Linked DNA regions of Homo sapiens: region 2 is linked to region 1. Evidence: read pairs that join two places in POLR2A ChIA-PET (ENCODE). Cell type or tissue: PC-3. All regions are shown on one strand. Each heading gives the region's core, and the rest is flanking DNA. Links, peaks and the distances in the headings are about the cores only.

What was found. ChIA-PET counts read pairs that join two places held together with the same protein. Peaks named below come from ENCODE experiments on the same cell type or tissue, not always from the same donor. Only the 100,000 strongest peaks of a DNase experiment are listed, where the experiment ranks them.
Region 2: POLR2A ChIA-PET joins it to region 1 with 12 read pairs; 4 of 35 experiments call an interaction of 5 or more read pairs at or near these places.

What each region holds. Positions count from the first base shown.
Region 1 is chr17:40,116,466-40,124,833 of GRCh38, forward strand. It overlaps MSL1 (MSL complex subunit 1), which reads left to right and starts at 5,506. Exons shown (of 9, transcript NM_001365919.1): 1 at 5,506-6,915. The coding sequence starts at 6,148. LOC124904001 (a long non-coding RNA gene) reads right to left here and starts at 5,375. Exons shown (of 2, transcript XR_007065752.1): 1 at 5,319-5,375; 2 at 4,064-4,948. RefSeq lists silencers at 4,957-5,116, 5,347-5,546, 5,587-5,796, 5,857-5,996, 6,097-6,146 and 1 more and an enhancer at 6,347-6,985. In PC-3, for the core only: no CTCF peak of the experiment used is centred there; no DNase peak of the experiment used is centred there; H3K4me3 peaks cover 4,137 bases; H3K27ac peaks cover 2,288 bases.
Region 2 is chr17:40,248,388-40,256,755 of GRCh38, forward strand. WIPF2 (WAS/WASL interacting protein family member 2) reads left to right here. Exons shown (of 8, transcript NM_133264.5): 2 at 8,004-8,135. The coding sequence starts at 8,073. Among named protein-coding and RNA genes, the nearest start is that of WIPF2, 33 kb to the left of the region's middle. In PC-3, for the core only: no CTCF peak of the experiment used is centred there; a DNase peak (open chromatin) is centred at 3,384; H3K27ac peaks cover 1,069 bases.

The DNA.
Region 1 (8,368 bases), core at 369-8,368:
GCCCGCCTCGGCCTCCCAAAGTGCTGGGATTACAGGTGTGAGCCACTGTGCCCAGCTGCAATGTTCTTACCTCTGCCTGAAATGTCCTTTGATCTCAACCTTCAAGGCCCACCTCAGTTGTCACTTCCTCCTTAATTCCTTCCAGATGGTATGTTCAAATTTGTTCCTAGACAAATTTACTCTTCTCTAGGTTTCACTATTTTATTAGAGACAGAGTCTTGCTCTATCAACCAGGCTGGAGTTCAGCAGTGTGATCATAGCTCACTATAACCTCAGCCTCTCGGGCTCAAACAATCCTCCCGCCTTAGCCTCCCAAGTAGCTAGGACTACAGGCATGCACCACAATGCTCGGCTAATTTTTTTTTTTTTTTTTGAGACAGAGCCTCACTCTGCTACCCAGGCTGGAGTGCAGTGACTTGATCTTGGCTCACTGCAACCTCTGCCTCCCAGGTTCAAGCGATTCTCCTGTCTCAGCATCCTGTGTAGCCGAGATTACAGGTGTGCGCCACCACATCTGGCTAATTTTTGTTTGTTTGTTTGTTTGAGATGGGAGTCTTGCTGTGTCGCCCAGGCTGGAGTGCGATGGCACGATCTCGACTCACTGCAACCTCCGCCTCTCAGGTTCAAGCGATTCTCCTGCCTCAGCCTCCCGAGTAGCTGGGATTACAGGCATCCACCACCATGCCCAGCTAATTTTTGCATTTTTAGTAGAGACGGGGTTTCATCACGTTGGCCAGGCTGGTCTCAAACTCCTGACCTCAGGTGATCCGCCTGCCTCGGCCTCCTAAAGTGCTGGGATTACAGGCATGAGCCACCGCACCCGACCAAACGTTATGACCACAAAGGGACTCAAACCCTCAATCTTCTGATCTGAAGTCAGACACCTTATCCATTAAGGCCACACGGTCTCCTACTCTAATTTTTGGATTTTTAGTAGAGACTGGGGGTTTCACCATGTTGGCCAGGCTGGTCTCAAACTCCTCACCTCAAGCGATCTGCCTGCCTCGGCCTCCCAAAGTGCTAGGATTACAGGTGTGAGCCACCAGACCCAGCCATAATTTTTAAATTTTTTGTAGAGACAGGGTCTCACTATGTTGCCCAGGCTTGTCCCAAACGCCTGGCTTCAGGTGATCCTCATGCCTTGGCCTCCCAAAGTGTTGAGATTACAGGCGTGAGCCACCACACCCGGCCCTATTTTTTAATAGAACTGCCACCCTCAGTCAAGCTAAAGGTCAAAGGTAGGTAGATGCTTTCTCTTAATATATCTAAACAGCTCATTTAATCATTTAACCAATATTTATTAAATGCCTACTTTGTGGCAGGTATGGTTCTAGGTGCTGAGGATATGGCAGTAACAAAACATGAAGCAGCCCAGTGCTGTGGCTCACACTTTTAATCCCAGCACTTTGGGAGGCTGAGGCAGGTGGATCTCTCGAGGTCAAGAGTTTGATACCAGCCTGGTCAACATGGCGAAACCCTGTCTCTACTAAAAACACAAAAATTAGCCAGGCGTGGTGGTGCACGCCTGTAATCCCAGCTACTTGGGCAGCCGAGGCAGAACAGTCACTTGAACCTGGGAGGCAGAGGTTGCGGTGAGCCGAGATTACACCACTGCACTCCAGCCTGGGTAAGAGTGAGACTCCGTCTTAAAAAACAAACAAACCCCCCAAAACTATGAAGTTTACATTGTAGTGGGGGAGGATAAGGTAATAAGGTAAATTAGAGGTAATACATGCTAAGGAGAAAAATCAAGCAAAAAAAGGGAAGAGGCGGTTTGGAGAAGGCTGTGAGTATACATAGCGGGGGCCAAAGGTCTCAGCTGACATACAGTAAAGAGCTGAAGGAGGTGAGGGAGGAAGTCATGTGGACATCTGAAGGAAGAGGGATCTAGGTAGAGGGAACAGCAACTGCAAGGGCCTGAAGGGGCCAACAGAAAGGAGTGAATAACAGTAGAAACTAAAGTCAGAGAGCAGTACCAGGGAGCCAGATCCTACAAGCCTTAATGATTTTACTTTTACTCCAAGTGAGATGGGAAGCCATGAGAGGGTTCTGAGTAGAGAAAGATCATGATCTTACTCCCATCTTACCAGGACCACTGTGGCTGCTGAGTAGACTTAAGTGATGGAAGGCAAAGGTTGAAACTGAGAGACCAATTACAGTTACTGCAATTAAAACAAGTGAGATAGGATTGTGTGGCAGAGGCCAGGGTGGAAGTTGTGGAGGTGTTGAGAAACTGTGGGATTTTGGACATACATATACATATATATATATATATATATATATATATATATATATGTATTTTTTTTTTTTTTTGAGATGGAGTCTCCCTCTGTCACTCAGGCTGGAGTGCAGTGGTGGGATCTCGGCTGACTGCAAGCTCTGCCTCCCGGGTTCACCCCATTCTCCTGCCTCAGCCTCCCGAGTAGCTGGGACTACAGGCCCCTGCCACCAGGCTCGGCTAAATTTTTTTTTTTTTTTGAGACGGACTCTCACTCTGTCGCCAGGCTGGAGTGCAGTGGCGCGATCTCGGCTCACTGCAAGCTCTGCCTCCTGGGTTCACGCCATTCTCCTGCCTCAGCCTCCCGAGTAGCTGGGACTACAAGCGCCCGCCACCATGCTTGGCTAATTTTTTGTATTTTTAGTAGAGACGGGGTTTCGCCATGTTAGCCAGGATGGTCTCGATCTCCTGACCTTGTGATCCGCCCACCTCGGCCTCCCAGAGTGCTGGGGTAACAGGCACGAGCCACGACGTCCAGCCTTGGACATACATTTTGAAAGGCAATGGGGTGACAAAGAGAGGAAGACTGGGCTGGGCGCGGTGGCTTACGCCTGTAATCCCAGCTTTGGGTGGCTGAGGTGAGCGGATCATGAGGTCAGGAGTTTGAGACCAGCCTGACCAACATGGTGAAACCCCGTCTCTACTAAAAATACAAAAATTAGCTGGGCATGGTGGTGCATGCCTGTAATCCCAGCTACTCTGGAGGCTGAGGCAGGAGAATCGCTTGAACCCGGGAGGTGGAGAGGTTGCAGTGGGCTGAGATTGTGCCACTGCACTCCAGCCTGGGCAACAGAGCAAGACTCCGTCTCAAAAAAAAAAAAAAAAAAGAGTAAGACTGTAGAAGTGGTATTTGGGTGTTTGGGTGGGAGGAATTCGGGAGCTTGATTTTTAGATGTAAGTTTGAAATACCTAGGCCGGGCGCGGTGGTTCACACCTGTAATCCCAGCACTCTGGGAGGCCGAGGCGGGCAGATCACGAGGTCAGGAGATGAGACCATCCTGACTAACACAGTGAAACCACGTCTCTACTAAAAAATACAAAAAATTAGCCAGGCGTAGTGGCAGGCGCCTGTAGTCCCAGCTACTGGGGAGGCTGAGGCAGAATGGCGTGAACCCGGGAGGAGCTCGCAGTGAGCCGAGATCGTGCCACTGCACTCCAGCACTCCAGCCTGGGCAACAGAGCAAGACTCCACCTCAAAAAAAAGAAATACCTATTAGACATCCAACTGGGTATGTATACTAGACAGTTGGATATATGATTCTGGAGTTAGGGGATGAGTCCAGAAAGAAATATAAATTACGGAGCTGTCAGCGTAGAGATGGTGCAGAAAGTCTTGACGCTGAAGGCTGGGCACAGTGGCTCACTCCTATAATCCCAGCACTTTGGGACGCCCAGGTGGGAGGATCGCTTGAGCGAGTTCAATACCAGCCTGGGCAACAAAGGCTGGTATTACAAAGGCCCGTCTCTACAAAAAAATAAAAAGTTAGCCAGGTGTGGCAGCCCAAGCCTGTTGTCCCAGCTACTTAGGAGACTGAGGTGGGAGGATCACTTGAGCCCTGGAGGTTGAGGCTGCAGTGAACCATAATTGTGCCACTGTACTCTAGCCTTGGGGACACAGCAAGACCCCAGTGCCACAAACACACAAGCCTTGACATGGAAAGAGATCACCACATTCTATGTGCCCTCTCATCCCTGCTCACTCCATTACTTGGTGTCCCTAAGCTCAATACTTCCCTTGCTGATCTGAGGCCATACAGTCTGGTGAAAGAGGGCCGGACTCTTGGCTTCTTAACACATTCACATACGTTTGTTTAAAATTTCCAGTGTTTCATGCTTTCAGCCCACAAAGCACAGACACAGTTTTAATGAGAGGTTTTCACATCAGGCCAGAGAATGTCAGTCTTCTCCATCTCCATAGAGATTTTAAAAAGCACACCTCAGACAAAAAAGAAAAACAAGCAATTAAGACTATTTCAGGGCTGGGCACGGTGGCTCACACCTGTAATCCCACCACTTTGGGAGGCCGAGGCGGGCGGATCACCTGAAGTCGGGAGTTCCAGACCAGCCTGACCAAGGAGAAATCCTGTCTCTACTAAAAATACAAAATTAGCTGGGCGTGGTGGCGCGTGACTGTAATCCCAGCTACTCGGGAGGCTGAGGCAGGAGAATCGCTTGAACCCCGGAGGCGGAGGTTGCAGTGAGCTGAATTTCACCATTGCACTCCAGCCTGGGCGACAGAGTGAGAATCCGTCTCAAAAAAAAAAAACGTTTTTTTCACAAGGAATTCTGAGGACTTGTTGGCTCAATTGCTTGGACATAAAGACACACATACATGAAGCTGGAGAGATAGGAAGAAGCGCTCAACACAGAACACCCTAAGTATCCCTACTCCCTTTCAAGGACTAAATCCCTTCAGAGATTTCCTTTGCTTCAGTCCTTCAGGAGCCTCCCGAAGATGCTAGGAGTCGTTTAAGAAGGCTGGAAGATGGCCGTTGGGAAGGAACTGTTGGTAGCTGGCAATACTTCATCCCAAGGAGGCGGTGGCAATAGCTCCCTGGGCAGCAGACATCATGGATTTTCCTCCCTCTGGGAACCAGAGGTCCCTCCGTTTCTGGTTTGAATCCCTTAGAGACAAAGAACTTCATTCTCTCCCATACCCGCGTGGGACTGCTGGGGAGGAGAGGGGGTGGAGGGGTTAGACTTCTACCCCCATGAAACACCCGCGGGCTCAAAGAGGAGCCTGGATCCTGACTGGTCCAGGAGGCGTGCGGGGCCGCGGGGCCCCTCCGGCTTGGGCCAGGCGCGTTGCCAAGATGCCCGGGGAAGGGGCCGCCCGGCGCAGGCCGGGGACGTGGAGCGCTCGGGGCGCTCCCACGTAGGCCACACATTGGCCGCCTGTATCCTCCTTCTTTCCTCTCAACTCCATTCTCTCGCGCTTTTTTCCCGGGGAGCCTCCGCTTTCCCCTTCTTCCCGCGGCCGCCCTCGCCCTTCTTCCCCCTCCAGACCCTCCCCCGGCTCGCCCCTCCCTCGGCAGCCCACCTTCACCCCGCTCCTCCGCGCGCTCCTCGGTCCTCGCCCCTCAGCCCCGGCCTCCCCTCGCCGGCCCCCGGCCCCCGCGGTCCCCTCCCTGCCCCCCTCGAGGCGGCGGCGGCCCCTTTCACAATAGCGCGGCCCGCCTCCCTCCTCTCGGCTCCCGGTGCACTCCCGCCCGCTCCCCTCCCCGCGCATGCGTCCTCCGGTTGGCGGCGGCTGCGGCGGTGGCGGCTACGAGCGGCTCCGTTTTTTTAAAGGGAAACGCTGAGGCGCCGGGGGTGACTGTGGGGGAGGGGGACCCCGAGCCGCGGAGACCCCCGGGAGAGGCGACAGACCCCCTCTCCCGGAGTAGGAGGGCTTTGGGCGGACCCAGCCCTCCACCCCCTCCTGAGGAGGAGGGGGGGGAAATGGAGGCTCGGGGCGGTTGAGGCGAGCTCCGGGGCGGGGGGCCGGGGCGGGGAAGGGGGGGTGCGGGGTGGGGAGACGAGGCGGGCCCGGCCGGGCCAGGGGGGGCCGAAGCGAGCTCCGGGGATGAGCTCGGGGGCGGCTGGGTGCGAGCTCCTGCCTCTGAGGCGAAGGCGGCGGCGGCGGCAGCAGAGGCGGCGGCGAGGCCCCCATGGGCCGGCGGCGGGCCTCAGCCGCGGCCTCCACGTCTCCGCACGCCGGCGGGATGGCGCCCGGGCCCCGGAGGAGCCGCGCTAGCGGAGGCCTGCTGCCGCGCTGCTGAGGCGAGCCCGCCAAACTCCCCTCCCCCCCCTCAGTCCTCGACCCCCCGCACCTCGCCCCTTCCCCACCCCCTCCTCCGCCTCGGTGCCCGGCGCTGCTCCGGACCACTATGACCATGAGATCCGCGGTGTTCAAGGCGGCCGCGGCCCCTGCCGGCGGCAATCCTGAGCAGCGACTGGACTACGAGCGGGCTGCGGCGCTGGGCGGGCCCGAGGACGAGCCTGGGGCGGCCGAAGCCCACTTCCTCCCCCGGCACCGTAAGCTCAAGGAGCCGGGGCCCCCGCTGGCCTCCTCCCAGGGCGGGAGCCCCGCGCCTTCCCCGGCCGGCTGCGGCGGCAAGGGCCGGGGCTTGTTACTCCCGGCCGGGGCGGCCCCCGGGCAGCAGGAAGAGAGCTGGGGCGGTTCGGTGCCCTTGCCCTGTCCGCCCCCGGCCACCAAGCAAGCCGGCATTGGGGGGGAGCCTGCCGCAGCCGGAGCCGGCTGCAGCCCCCGGCCCAAGTATCAGGCGGTGCTGCCCATTCAGACGGGCTCTCTCGTGGCGGCGGCCAAAGAGCCTACGCCCTGGGCTGGGGACAAGGGTGGGGCGGCCTCCCCCGCTGCCACCGCCTCGGACCCGGCGGGACCCCCACCACTACCTCTGCCCGGGCCGCCACCCCTCGCGCCCACCGCCACCGCCGGGACCCTGGCGGCCAGCGAGGGCAGATGGAAGAGTATGAGGAAGAGCCCTCTCGGGGGTGGTGGCGGCTCGGGAGCCTCCAGTCAGGCCGCCTGCCTCAAACAGATCCTTCTGCTGCAATTGGACCTCATCGAACAGCAGCAGCAGCAGCTGCAGGCCAAGGAAAAGGAGATCGAGGAGCTGAAGTCAGAGAGAGACACGGTACGGGAGGGGTTAATCTGCATTCGGGCCGAGGAGCGAGTTGTGCGCATGCTCGGGGGAAGGGGGCTGTAGGAGGTTAAGGCACCCCCGGGTTAGGGGTAAAGGAGGTTGGCCACCGGCAAAGGAGTATCTTAGGCGCTGGGTCTCTGGGAGCCAGGCTCACAGACACGTTGGGTTGGAGGGAAGGGTTAAAGGGCAACCTCTCAGGGGGAGGGGGAGGGGTTTCAGGTGCCAAAGGGTTAATTTAAAATGACAGCCCCAGACGTGTGGGAAAGACGTTTAGTGGAAAAAGACGTGATCTGTGAGGGGTTAAAAATGAAAGGGTGGGGTGTAGGTGTTGTGTCCTTATGGAAGGGTTAAATTAAAGAGCTATTGCGTTAGAAATGCACGGTGGAGGAGAGGGCTGTAGCAAGCAGCTGTTGCTTTCACCACTGCTGCAGCATCTTTAGATAGGAGGGCAGTAGGCCTTTTAGTGGGCACAGGGGTAGAGGTGATTTACGTGGAATCCTATTTTAGTTTTCTTAAATGATATTAAGAGAATCACTGCCTTTGATTTCAGACAGCTTTTAATAGGAACCTGAGTTCTAATACATGACCCACTGACCAGGTCCCTTTTATAAGCATGGTGTTTGAAACTGGAAGATTTTAGGGCATCAGGGGAAAGTAAGCTTATTAAATGTATTAAATAGACCTCCCCATCCTTATTTTAGAATCTTAGGGAGTAGGAAAGTCGTTTATTATTTCTTTACTTCTGAGGAGCTTGGACGACACAGGCTTGTTTTTACTGCAGCAGTAGTTAAGGGCATCTCTGCGTTAAAACATATTCCTTCAGATATGAGGGAAGCTGGGGTGGGGGGTATTACTGTGCTAGCATACCTTACAGCTGCCTAAAAATAAACATGGTTTCTACAATTGTTGTGTTCAGGCTGCAGCAGTCTCTCTCTCCCTCTCTCCCTCCCTCTTCCTCCCTCCCTGTCTCTTTCCCTTTCTCTCTCTCTCTCTCTCCCTCCCTCCCCGCCGTCCTCATCTCTCCCTCTCTCCTCTTTCTCTCTGGCGTCGTGTGCGCTAAGAGCTGAGCAAGGGAGCAAGCGGCTATTCATTTTGTTTGCTTTCCAAATGAATCTCATCGGGTGGCTGTTTTATTGGAGAATGCATTCTGCAAGGTGGATTGGGAGCTGGGGCAGGTCTCATTAAAATATCTCATGGTGTTGATTTGTGGAAGTTACTCAACATGGAGGTGGCACTGCTCAGACTGTACTGCAGTCTAGGGGTGTGATGGTACCGTAATTACAACACATCATATCCTTGTATGGGGGGAGTGGGAAGAGAAGGACCAGTGAAGGAGAAAAAAATCAAGGAAATGTCACCCACAAATGGTGGTTAAGGGCTGTGAATCAAAACATATACAAGGAGATGAAATGAGAGTATGGCTGATAGGGGGGTTCTCTGCTGA
Region 2 (8,368 bases), core at 88-8,087, 130 kb after region 1:
CAAACTCCTGACTTCAAGAGATCCGTCCGCCTCGGCCTCCCAAAGTGCTGGGATTATAGGCGTCAGCCACTGTGCCTGGCCTAAAAAATATTTCTTATTAAATAGAGACAAGGTCTCACTTTGTTACCCAGGCTGGTCTCTAAGCACATTCGATCCTTCTGCCTCAGTCTCTCAAAGTGCTGGGATTGCAGGCTTGAGCCATAATGCCCTGCCTGACTCTCTTTCTACCAAACATTTATGTTTCATCTCTGATGCTGTTAGAGAGATTTCATTTGATTTGAACTATGGGATCAGAAGAATTCCATTAGGGAGGAGTGTCTGGAATCTTTTTCTTTTGAAGACACAACTGTCTTCTCCTTAGATTATCTGGGAGATAGAGTAGTCAAAGCTGTTGTGGTTTTTTCAGAGAGGATCCTGAAATTTGTTTTACCTATCTCTGTTTCTTTGTATTGAGAAATGGTTTATTAGGATATTAAGTAATTAAACATATATTGAAGAAATAAAGATGATTTTCTTTTTGATATCTCAGATTCCTATTCATATGACTGATTCTTGTAAGGAAGGACTGGGACCTTAAGATTTTGCTGAGTGAGGGAGGTGGCCTGTTTTTTTAAGGTCAGTTTTTTTCCCTTTTGGGATTTTGTTCAGTGCTTTGATACAAAAACTGTAATTTACTTTGTAGTCAAAACTGAGATCAAAGGAAAGTACTGTTACCTGAGGCATGAAAATAGAAGATAGCATTAAGATTTAGAATTTTTCTTGATTTTCGTGTCTTTTTAAAATAACTTGCAATTGAAACCTGAGTTTTAGAGCAGCAGAATGCCATTTGAATAAAGGCCCCAGATTGTAGTGGTAACTAGGATACCTCTTAGATAATTTTAAGTGTACGAGAAAAGCAAGAACTAAACTGGATTCTTCATTTATCACGTGTAAAGGGTAGTAGTTGGTGTCTTTGTACTAAGGAAGTCTCCTGTTTTTAAAATGTAGGAATATTTGGAGTGAAACATTAGGAAATTGAATAGAAAAATAGGCTTTGTCTTTTTAAAGATGGATAGAAGGAAGCAGTTTTTTTTTTTTTTGAGATGGCTCTTCGCTCTTGTTGCCCAGGCTAGAGTGCAATGGCGCAATCTTGGCTCACTGCAACCTCTGTCTGCCTCCTGGGTTCAAGCGGTTCTCCTGCCTCAGCCTCCCGAGTAGCTGGGATTACAGGCATGCACCACCATGCCCGGCTAATTTTGTATGTTTGGTAGAGACAGGGTTACTCCATGTTGGTCAGGCTGGTCTTGAACTCCTGACCTCAGGTGATCTGCCTGCCTCGGCCTCCCAAAGTGCTGGGATTACAGGTGTGAGCCACCGCACCCTGCCAGGAAGCAGTTTTTAAAAGTGCATTACTTGAGTTTTATCAAGACTTATTTCTGAATTCTGTGATGAATTTGACATCAGGAAGATTTTTTTTTTTTTTTGAGATGGAGTCTCGCACTGTCACCTGGGCTGGAGTGCGGTGACGTGACCTTGGCTAACTGCAACCTCCGCCTCCCGGGTTCAAGCAATTCTCCTGCCTCAGCCTCTGGAGTAGCTGGGACTACAGGCACCTGCCACCATGCCTGGCTAATTTTTTGTATTTTTACTAGAGACAGGGTTTCACCATGTTGCCCAGGCTGGTCTCGATCTCCTGACCTTGTGATCTGCCCGCCTCAGCCCCCCAGAGTGCTGGGATTACAGGCCTGAGCCACCCTGCTGGACCGGACATCAGGAAGATTTTAAATAATACTCTCTGGTGTTTATTTTTAAGATATTGACTCCTGAGGATGTGCAAAGCGAATTTTATCATGTTTTTTTTTTTTTTTTTTTTTTTTTTTTGAGACAAAGTCTCGCTCTGTCAACCCAAGCTGGCGTGCAGTGGCGCATTCTCGGCTCACTGCAAGCTCTGCCTCCCGGGTTCACGCCATTCTTCTGCCTCAGCCTTCTGAGTAGCTGGGACTACAGGTGCCCGCTGCCATGCCCGGCTAATTTTTTGTATTTTTGTATTTTTTTTTTTTTTTTAGTAGAGACAGGGTTTCACCGTGTTGGACAAGATGGTCTCTATCTCCTGACCTTGTGATCCGCCCACCTCGGCCTCCCAAAGTGCTGGGATTCCAGGCGTGAGCCACCACACCCGGCCTTTATCTTGGTTTTTAAGATGGAAGGGCTTAAGAAAGGAATGAGAATTACTGTGTTTCCGAACTTGAGGCAGCCTCAAGATGTTTCTGAAAGTCAAGGTCTCTGAAGAGCACAGATGGTGAGGTTTGTAGTTCTAATTTAATAGATCAGAAAGGAAATACTTAAAATTCTGTAGAGAACCTTCTTGTTCTTTTCTAAATTTAATCTCAGGTTTAACCTCAAGACCATTAGATTCTTAGCTGCACGTGGTGGTGCTCACTTGTAGTCCTATCTTCTCGGGAGGCTGAGGCAGAAGGATCACTGGAGCCCAGGAGTTTGAGGTTACAGTGAGCTATGATGGTGCCAGTACACGTTAGCTATTAGATTCTTTTTTTTTTTTTTTTTTTTTTTGAGTCTCGCTTTGTCACCTAGGCTGGAGTGCAGTGGCGCAATCTCGGCTCACTGCCAGCTCCGCCTCCTGGGTTCATGCTATTCTCCTGCCTCAGCCTCCCGAGTAGCTGGGACTACAGGCGCCCGCCACCACGCCCAGCTAATTTTTTATGTTTCTTAGTAGAGACGGGGTTTCACTGTGTTAGCCAGGATGGTCTCAATCTCCTGACCTTGTGATCCGCCCTCCTCGGCCTCCCAAAGTGCTGGGATTACAGGCGTGAGCCACTGCGTCCAGCCTATTAGATTCTTAGTATTGCAATAGACAGTGCTTCCAGAAGGCTCAAATTTGTCCTTTGATTAATCACAGTTGGTTAGTGAAATTTGTCTTTCTGTTGTCAAATGTTATGAATTGTTTTGGTTCATTTTTTTTTTTTTTTAACTCAAAGTAGTTCTCAAAGCAGACCCTCTGCATTGGATTAGCGATTATAAGTCTCAGTCCTAATTTGATGTAAACAAAAAGCTTCTTTTGGGAGTTTTTCAGGGAAAGGAAAGTTGTTTTAATTTGAATTCACCTAAATGGGGCTGTTCTTGGAAACATATAGAGAACTGTTTGTATTCTATAACTAAGAAATTTGGAATGAGTTAAATTTCATTTGGGGAAAAATAGAAAATTGCTAAACCACACTAATTTCCAGGGGAGTTTTTTGTTTGTTTTCTCCATAGTGATTAGTGAAAAGGAAGAAGTCAGGAGACCTGGATATGAGGCCTAACTCTGCACTTTATTCCTGAGTGATCTTGGGCAGTTGCCCTTTGATGAGTCAGTTTTTCTCATGTACATGTAGGCACTCCCACTCCTGGGACTTCAGTGTCCTCACCATAAAATGGGAAGGATAATACATCATTATGTAATAAATGTCATTGATAGGAGTGTGTCATGCATACAATCCCTGTGGAGCCAGAAGAAAGCTTGAGAGCCACTGTTGGTAGTCAACACTAAAGTCAGTCACTTGATATAGATGGTGTTTCTTTGATTTAACTTTTTTTATGTACTTAATTTTTTAAGGGGTCTTGCTGTGTTGCCTAGGCTGGATCCAAAAACAAAGGCTCAAGTGATCCTCCCTTCTTGGCCCCCTGAATAGCTGCAATTATAGGCAAGCGCCACTGATGAATCTGTTTTTCAATTAGAGTTTGAATTGAGTCTATTTTAGGAAGGCATCTTTAACTGTGTAATATATTGCTTAAAAAAAATTGCTATGCTAGAGAATTCCTGCTTTGCTTAAATAAGTGGAGCACACTGACAGGCATAAGGCTGTTCCTTTTAGGTCATTATTCACCTTGTAGCACGGAGATTGGATCACCTATGGACATGGAAAGAGTAAAGGACTTGTCTGAGTCTTTTTTGGGTCATTCTAGGAGATCCTTTCAATTATGGCAATGGCCAATGGCTGATAGAACTAGAAACCCAGGCCGGGCATGGTGGCTCACCCCTGTAATCCCAGCACTTTGGGTGGCCGAGGCGTGAGGATCATTTGAGGTCAGGAGTTTGAGACCAGCCTGGCTAACTTGGTGAAACCCCGTCTCTACTAAAAATACAGAAATTAGCTGGGTGTGGTGGCATGCGCCTGTAGTCCCAGCTGTTTGGGAGGTTGAGGCAGGAGAATCGCTTGAACCTGGGAGGAAGAGGTTGCAGCGAGCCGAGATGATGTTACTGTACTCCAGCCTAGGCAACAGAGACTCTGTCTCAAAAAAAAAAAAAACTAGAAACCTCCTCAAAAAGGCAGGACCTCTGGTGACTGGAATTAGTTGAAAATGTTTGTTTCTGAATCAACTGTTATTTTCCCTGGTTTGTTTGGTTTTTTTTTTTGAGATGGAGTTTCGCTCTTGTTGCCCAGGCTGGAGTACAATGGCGCGATCTCGGCTCACCACAACCTCCGCCTTCCAGGTTCAAGCGATTCTCCTGCCTCAGCCTCCCTAGTAGCTGGGATTGTAATCCCATGTGCCACCATGCCTGGCTAATTTTGTATTTTTAGTAGAGATGGGGTTTCTTCCATGTTGGTCAGGCTGGTCTCGAACTCCTGGCCTCAGGTGATCTGCCCGCCTCAGCCTCCCAGAGTGCTAAGATTACAGGCATTAGCCACCGCGCCTGGACTTTTTTTTTTTTTTTGAGATGGAGTCTCACTCTGTCACCCAGGCTGGAGTGCAGTGGTGTGATCTCGGCTTACTGCAAGCTCCGTCTCCCAGGTTCACGCCATTCTCCTGCCTCAGGCTCCCAAGTAGCTGGGACTACAGGTGTCTGCCACCACACCCAGCTAATTTTTTGTATTTTTAGTAGAGACAGGGTTTCACTGTGTTAGCCAGGATGGTCTCCATCTCCTGACCTCATGATCTGCCCGCCTTGGCCTCCCAAAGTGCTGGGATTACAGGCGTGAGCCACCGCGCCCGGCCTATTTTCCCCTTTGTTTCCTACTAGCTTTCTTTGCTAATGCTGTGGGCACTTTGGAATGGAATGGTCACAGTAAACCCAGGGGATGCAAAGAAAAGAAAGGTTTTGTTTGTTGGTTTTTCTACTTCTTGTGTTTTCTTTATTTTAAATTCCTTTCCCCCACCTGGTGATAGATGTTCTGCTTATGATTTACTGTTTCGATCAATTTTTAAAGCCTCGTATGTTAAACGCCTGGCAAAGAAAGACTGCCCTTGGTTTTGAAAGCAGAAATAAAAAGGTATTTCCCTTGGAGGGAATTTATCGGCTTATTTCTTGAAGTGAGTACAGACACCATTCCCCACAGGAACCACTTAGCCTGAGGACTGTCCATTTTTTTGTGGTTAGAGGAAATAGCTCTGTTGGGCAGCCAGCCTATAGTGGCATCACACTGGCAGGAGTTGGGATTTTGAAGACTTTTACTGTCTCATTTCTGATCAAATTCTACTCTCCTGCAGTGGTTTTTGGTTTTATAGAACTGTTGGAAAAATTTCCCTTTCCTTTCATCATTCCCAGAGCATTGAGAGAAGTATTAAATTACTGCATTATTGACAGAGAGGTTTTGGTCACCCATGTAAGGAGTTCAGAACCAGGCCTTCCCAGTGGGCTGCCATGCTGGTTTGATTTTTTTTTTTTTTTGAGACAGAGTCTCACTCTGTCATCCAGGTTGGAGTGCAGTGGTGCGTTCTGGGCTTACTGCAACCTCCGCCTCCCGGGTTCAAGCAACTCGGCTGCCTGAGCCTTCCAAGTAACTGGGATTACAGGTGTGCACAACCATGCCGGGCTAATTTTTGTATTTTTGGTAGAGATGGGATTTCACCATGTTGTCCAGACTGGTCTTGAACTCCTGGGCTCAAGCCGTCTTCCTTTCTCCATCTCCCAAAGTGTTGGGATTACAGGCATGAGCCACCATGCCTGGCCTCCTAATCTTATTAATAACCTTGCTTAGAAGCAGTTCTTCCATGGATTGATTGGTGAGGTTGGTTACCATCTTGAACCTTTCTTGTCATCTGTAAGTTGTACTCATGGTGGCCATGTTATTTTGGCTTCCATTTTTTGGGGGGAGGGGGTCAAAAAATGGGATTTCCTTAAAATGGCTTTGTGGGGGTAGTTATTGTTCTTGAGTTCTGGTTTTAGTCTGATCTGTAAAATGAGGATTACTTGCAGACTATAATAGAGGGGCAACTATATAGTTTTTGAGTTTTAAGTGTTTGGTGATCTGATAAATGGCTGTCAGATTCCAGGGATGTGACTATACCAGATGTTGGTAAACTGTGGCCCATAAGTCAGATCTGGTCTACAGCCTGTTTTTGTATGGCCCATAAACTAAGAATGATTTTTCCTTTTTTTTTTTGAGACAGAGTTTCGCTCTGTTGCCCAGGCTAGAGGGCAGTAGCACTTTCTTGGCTCACTGCACCTCCACCTCCCGGATTCAAGCAGTTCTCCTGTCTGAGCCTCCCGAGTAGCTGGGACTACAGGCACATGTCATCACGCCCAGCTAATTTTTGCATTTTCAGTAGACATGGGGTTTCACATATTGGTCAGGCTGGTCTCGAACTCCTGACCTCAGGTGATTCACCTGCCTTCCTCGGCCTCCCAAAGTGCTAGGATTACAGGCTTGAGCCACTGTGCCCGGCCTGATTTTTACATTTTTAAGAGGTTATAAAAATCAAGAAAATGAGAAGATAAGCCTCAGACTGGGAAAAAATACTTGCAGAAGACATATCTATTAAAGGACTGTTATCCAGAATATACAAAGAGCTCTTAAAACTCAACAATAAAAAAGCAAAAACAACCCAATTAAAAATATGGGCCAGCCAGGCATGGTGGCTCACACCTGTAATCCCAGCTGTGAGGCTGAAGTGAGATGATTGCTTGAGGCCAGGAGTTGGAGACAAGCCTGCACAATACAGGGAGCACCCATCTTTAAATTTTTTTTTTTTTGAGACAGAGTTTCTCTCTTGTTGCCCAGGCTGGAGTGCAGTGGTGCGACATCTGCTCACCCCAACAACCTCTGCCTCCCAGGTTCAAGCGATTCTCCTGCCTCAGCCTCCCGAGTAGCTGGGATTACAGGCATGTGCCACCATGCCCAGTTAATTTTGTGTTTTTAGTAGAGACAGGGTTTCTCCATGTTGGTCAGGCTGGCCTTGAACTCCCAATCTCAGGTGATCCACTCACTTTGGCCTCCCAAAGTGCTGGGATTACAGGTGTGAGCCACCGTGCCCGGCCTAAATTTTTTTTTTTTTTTTTTGAGACGGAATCTCGCTCTGTCATCCAGGCTGGAGTGCAGTGGCACCATCTCGGCTCACTGCAAGCTCCGCCTCCTGGTTTCACGCCATTCTCCTGCCTCAGCCTCCCGAGTAGCTGGGACTGCAGGCGCCCACCACCACACCGCTACTTTTTTGTATTTTTAGTAGAGACGGGGTTTCACCATGTTAGCCAGGATGGTCTCGATCTCCTGACTTCGTGATCCACCCGCCTCGGCCTCCCAAAGTGCTGGGATTACAGGCATGAGCCACCGCGCCTGGCCCAAAAATTGTTTTTAAATTAGCTGGGCGTAATGACATGCATGCTTGTAGTCCCAGCTACTTGAGAGGCTGAGGTGGGAGGATTGCTGGGGCTCAGGAGTTCTAGGCTGCAGTGAGCCATGATTGCACCACTGTGCTCCAGCCTGGGCAATGGAGAGAGTCCCAGGGTCTTTAAAAAAAAAAAAAAAAAAAAAAAGGACACAAGGCCTAAATAGACACCTTACCAGAGAAGATAAACAGATGACAAGTAAGCATATGAAAAGATGTTCAGCATCATAAGTCATTAGGAAATTGCAAATTAAAACAATTGATTTAAACAGATTTACCAAGCCCTGGACTGTATCACAGTGGAACTAAAAGATAAGGTGTTCAGTCTCTTTTGATTACCATGCCCAGTTCTCTCATTCTCCTGGGCACTTGTATCTAATGGTAAAGCTGTTCTTAATGAGTTTCTTTTTCATTTGCAGGTATATGAATGACCTAAAGGTACAAATAAAGACGGAGAGAGAACAGTGCCAACTGGGAGCAGGGCAAGAATGCCAATTCCTCCTCCCCCGCCACCCCCACCTGGTCCTCCTCCACCTCCCACATTTCATCAGGTAGGTAGTCCTTCCATTAGGCTATCTCAAAACCTTTGAGTAAATAGGTTGATGGTCCTCACATACTTTTTTTTTCTTTTAACTCCTTTTGGTTAAAATTTCTAGATTTTCCTACTAGTAGCATTCCTATTCTTTAATTCTGTTTTTAACATTCCAGATTGTTATTCCTAGTATTAAAGGATACTTAGGGCTTCCTTGTACAAGACATAGTGTATAATCAATGACATGTGGTA